2 separate regions of the Homo sapiens genome follow, and region 1 is linked to region 2. A link is a loop called in an ENCODE intact Hi-C map of the cell type or tissue named here. Cell type or tissue: stomach. All regions are shown on one strand. Region 1 has its middle 5.6 kb from the start of TPRG1L. Region 2 overlaps MEGF6 (multiple EGF like domains 6).

Evidence for each region. Hi-C counts contacts between places; a loop is a spot of excess contacts. Peaks named below come from ENCODE experiments on the same cell type or tissue, not always from the same donor. Only the 100,000 strongest peaks of a DNase experiment are listed, where the experiment ranks them.
Region 1: it touches region 2 in a loop (3.0-fold over the local background); 90 of 110 quality-filtered maps call a loop at or near these places.

The regions. Positions count from the first base shown.
Region 1 is chr1:3,618,162-3,620,661 of GRCh38, forward strand. It overlaps a transcript of MEGF6 not described here. Among named protein-coding and RNA genes, the nearest start is that of TPRG1L, 5.6 kb to the right of the region's middle. RefSeq lists enhancers at 345-1,253, 1,190-1,239. In stomach, CTCF peaks have their summits at 1,056 (motif pointing left) and 1,260; a DNase peak (open chromatin) is centred at 1,000; H3K27ac peaks cover 458 bases.
Region 2 is chr1:3,563,984-3,566,483 of GRCh38, forward strand. All of the region lies in intron 4 of MEGF6 (multiple EGF like domains 6), which reads right to left. Among named protein-coding and RNA genes, the nearest start is that of MIR551A, 4.4 kb to the left of the region's middle. In stomach, a CTCF peak has its summit at 1,431 (motif pointing right); a DNase peak (open chromatin) is centred at 1,438; H3K27me3 peaks cover 2,093 bases.

The DNA of each region.
Region 1 (2,500 bases), 54 kb after region 2:
CCTGCTGTCCAGCAGGCTTTGTGCAGTGCAGCCCTTGCATTTCTCAAGGTCAGAGCGGTGTGGGCCGCACCCTGCCTGCCACGCTGACCAGAACCAGAACCGACACACAGTCCCCAGCAACATTCTGTTTAAGACCTTCTGGCCCCCAAGTTAACCTGAAGTCTCCCAGCCTCCTCCTGGGTCCCACTCACCCAAAGGAAGCCCACCCCTCGAGACCAGGCCTTCCCACTGGATCCACGGCCGAGAGACCACCTGGGGACCCTGGGCCCCACACGGCGAGGGGCAGGTGGGAAGCAGCGCAAAACCATCCTCCTGCTGGGGTGCAGAGGTGGAGGAAATTACCATCAACGCGACTCAGCCTTTGAGAACTGCACGAGAATGACACCCCTGCTACTTCCCCGCAGCCTGCTCTTGATCCTCAAACCCATCCGAAAGGCCCCTTCCCCGCCGGCAGGGAGAGGCATTTATTTGTGGAAGTTGCTTCTGCTTCTGTCATGACTTGCCAAAGAGTAAGGGCTGTGTCTGCAAGACACCACCTGAGCGCTCACGACTGCCCCAAGCACTGCCAGCCCTCGTACACAGCCCTGGGACCCGCCAAGCCCCAGCCCTGGCTCCATGGAGAAGGGAGAGGCTGAGAAACATTCCTCAGCCCAAAGTGCATCCCCCAAAGCACAGCTGTCTCTGGAAGCCCAGGACCCTGCCTGAGGGAAGAGCCTCCAGGCTGCACACTGACCTCCAACCTGGGGGAGCTGGTGCCGGCACCTAGAGGACACAAACCCTTGGGCTGCCCTTTGGCACGTGGCCCCCTGACTCCCACATCCATCGGAGAACAAGGGCACAGGCAGGACCCACTGATTTTGTAAAATGCAAAACCATAACATGTGGAAATTAAGATAAAAACCCACACTTCCCAGCGGAGATTTCCAGTGGCAGGAAGATAAATAATGACTTCATGTAGGGCCTGAATACACACACCCAGCGTGAAGCTGCGCCCTCTAATTGGAAGACCTCGCATGGGTGATGCTGCCACCTGCTGACAGAAATGGAAATAGCTCCTTCAAAGCCCCAAGAAATACACAAACTCAGGGGCTCCCCTCCCGGGACCTCACAGCCACACCCCAATCACGAACCATCTTCCCTGCCCCACGACCAGTGTGTGTGGAGAGAGCAGCCATCCGGCTGGACGTTCCATCATGCACGTGTGACACATCATTACATGTGTCCCCCAGAAAGGCACAGTCCAGTCTTAACCCCAGTGCGTGTGATATGACTGGTATGGTTTGGCTGTATGCCCCCACCCAAATGTCATCTCCAATTGTAATCCCCCACGTGTCGAGAGAGGGGCCTGGTGGGAAGAGATTGCATCATGGGGGCAGATTTCTCCCTTGCTGTTCTCGTGATAGTCAGTTCTCAGGAGATCTGATGGTTTAAATGTGTGGCACTTCCCGCCCCCGTCACCCCTGCCGCCATGCTTCCCCTTCATCTTCCGCCATGACTGTAAGTTTCCTGAGGCCTCCCCAGCCGGGTGTAATGGTGAGTCAATTGAACCTCTTTCCTTTATAAATTACCCAGGCTCAGGTAGTTCTTTATAGGAGTGTGAACGTGGACTAATACAGAAAATTGGTAGCAGGATAGTGGGCACTGATATTAAGATACCTGAAAATGTGGAGGTGATTTTGGAACTGGGTAATGGGCAGAGGTTGGAACAGTTTGGAGGGCTCAGAAGACAGGAAGCTGTGGGAAAGTTTGGAACTTCCTAGAGACTTGTTGAATGGTTCTGACCGAAATGCTGATAGTGATACGGACAATGTCCAGGCTGATGTGGTCTCAGACGAAAATGAGGAACTTACTGGGAACTGGAGCAAAGCTATATTTTAGTAAAGAGACTAGGAGCATTTTGTCCCTGCCCTAGAGATCCGTGGAACTTTGAATTTGAGAGAGATGATTTAGGGTATCTGGCAGAAGAAATTTCTAAGCGGCAAAGCATTTGAGATGTGAGCTGGCTTTTTCTGAAAGTGTACAGTCATGTGCGTTCACAAGGAGATGATCTGAAATTGGAACTTATGTTTAAAAGCAAAGCAGGACATAAAAGTTTGGAAAATTTGCAGCCTGACTATGTGGTAGAAAACCCATTGTCTGGGGGAGAAATTCAAGCCATCAGCTGTAGAAATGTCTCCAAGACATTTCAGAGAGCTTCACGGCAGACCCTCCCATCACAGGCCCAGAGGCCTTGGGGGCAAAATCAGCTCCAGTCAGGGCCAAAAGGGGTCAAGGGACAGCCCAGGCGGAGCCCGTAGGTGTGCAGAAGACAAGAGGTGAACTTCGGGAGACTCTGCCTAGATTTCAGAGGATGTATGGAAACACCTAGAAGTCCAGGCTGAAGTCTGCTGCAGGGGCAGAGCCCTCATGGAGAACCTCTGCTAGGGCAATGCAGAGGGGAAATGTGGGGTGGGAGCCTCCACACACGGAGTCCCCACTGGGGCACTTGTAGGGACCAGCC
Region 2 (2,500 bases):
AGCAACTGCTCGTTGTAAGGGATAATTGGAAGGACAGCCGAGAAAGGAATGAGGCCAGTAGACCCAAGTTCAGGCAAGCTGATTTACTGTCAGTCCTGCCGGGCTACCTCCTGACAACAGCAGAGGAGGCAGCCCTGCTTACAGACTATGGCAGGGCTTTATAGGGCGAGGAACTGGGTCAGGGTGGGGGAGCTGAGTCGGGGTGGGGGAGCTGAGTCGGGGGTGCAGAAGGGCTGAGTCGGGGTGGGGGAGCTGAGTCAGGGGTGCAGGTGTCTTGACTGTATCCTAGAGATGTTTTTTGCCAGCTTTGTTATGCGAGGTGAACAGATGTTAACCTCATCTTGTAACTGCCTGGACAAACAGCTACTGGAGGGGTCAGTAAAGCGGGGGGTTGTCTTTAGCCCTGGGGGAGCTGTGCAGAGGTCACAAAAGACTGCATTGTAAGACCCATGGGAAGGGAGAGGGAACAGTCTGGCCGGGGTGACCCTAATACTCGTGTTCCTTCCCTCACATCTACTGGAGCCCAAGCTTCCCCTCCCTCTCCTGTGCCCAGCACTGGCCTCCTCTCCCCACTGTGCTGGTCTAAGGTTGCCCTGGCCACCAGCCCAGCCCTGGCAAGAACCACCATCTCTCCTGGTGGCCACACAACCTCCTCACTGGACCGCCTTCCTCGACCTCCAATGTCCAGAGGTAGCTCCCCAAAGCAGGGGTATGGCCCCCACTCCCTTAAAACCCTCAGCCATGCAACAGGGGTGAGTGTCCCACTGGACAAACCCACTCTGCACCAGGCTCCCCCAAAGCTGGGGACGGGCCCCCTTCACCCCCATCTGGGCCCACCCAGGTCCTCACACAGACAGACCTCCCCTCCTGTGAGGCCCCGCCATCCCCACTACCACGGTCCCGCTCTGGCCGAGGCATTTTCCAGCCTGTATCCTGACATTTTCCATGGCCCCGCTCCAGCCGAGGCATTCTCCAGCCCCATATCCTGACATTCTCTACGGCAGGCACCACCGCTGAATTACACCTTTCCTTCCAATTCTGTCCCAGCACCAGGACGCGGACCCAGGAGGGCAGGGGTTTTGCTGGACTGGCTGGTGGGTTCCAAGCACAGGGCCTGGCACGCAGTGGGGTCCGGCGATGGACGCATGAATGAAGCCCCCTAGGTACCCCCTTCTTACCCTGGAACCCCCTGCCTGGGTCTCGTCCTCTCTCCCACTGTGTCCCCGAGGCCTGGGCAGTTGGGCGTCCCCAGGCGCCTCCTTGTTTATCAGACATGGCACCGAGATGGCATCAGCAGTGGGTGAGAAACACACGTGCAGAGCCCATCCCCAGACCCCACTCTGCCCCAGAGTTCACCAAGTTCCCTTCCTAGCTGGACCTTAAAACCCCCCGGGTCCTGGTGCCTGCTCTGGCCTCTCAAGGCCACCAGGGGGTGCCAGCGCCCCACCCTGAGCACGCGGCAAGAAGGGAGGTGGGGACCCCTTGATTGCAGGAGGCCCCTTCCAAGAGGGGTCCAGGGAGCAGGACCAGGAGCCTATCGGTGCCTGGCTTGAGAGGAGGACGCTTCGTGCGGGGCTGCCTGGCCTGGCCCTGGACGGTCCCCATGGTAGGACCTGGGGCACAGCACCAGGGTGCCCGGTGTCCAAGAACCTCCTGAATTGCCCAGTTAAACAGAGTGGCATGGGGCTGTCCAGGATTCCCTGTCCCAGGGGTTCAGGGGCCTGTGTGTGCCAAAGCCCACTGCAGTTTCCCAGGAGGGCAGGGGACCCCCAAGTGGAGGTGGCCACGTCACCAAGAACAGAAGTGCGTGTGGACATCCAGGTGCCTTCCAACTCTGCTCCAGCCACGCTCGGCATTCCGTCCAGGGCAGGCACTGTGGACCCTGACACCCAGCGGCACAGGGACTCTCATGGGGTGCAGTGGGGATCCAGCTTCCTCCTCCCTGAGACCTCAGGGTCAGCTGCTATAGGACCCGCCGTGGACCACTGCCCTGCAGGTTCATAGAGCCCTGATCCCACCACGGTGGGTGACCTCCCCCAGCGCTCTCAGCAGAGAAGACATTGACCCCTGAGGCTGACCTGGGTAGCAGACCCCTGAGGCCAGCACCGGCTGGAGACTTTAGGAGGCTGTCAGCACCTCAGTCACCTCCTTCTCCTGCAGTCACTGTCCTGTTCTTGGCTAGCCTGGCCTCAGTGATGCTGCCCAGGCCCCCGGCTTGACCGGGCCAGAGGGCCGGGCCCTGCTCTGGAATGCCTGGGGCAGCCACATCAGAGAACAGATTCCAGAAGCACGCAGCCCCTCGCTTGCAGAGCCTCATTCATTACTCCATGGGAAGGGGGGCATGGGTATCGCCCCAGGAATCTTAAAAATGGGCAAAATCAGCAGAGGTCCTGGCATCTGCCTCCCTGAACAGGGTTGGCACTGGGCAGCCAGCGCTAAGGCAGGGTGGGCACAGGACGCCGGCCAACCTGGGGCCCACTTTGGCAGCCAGGCCAAGAAC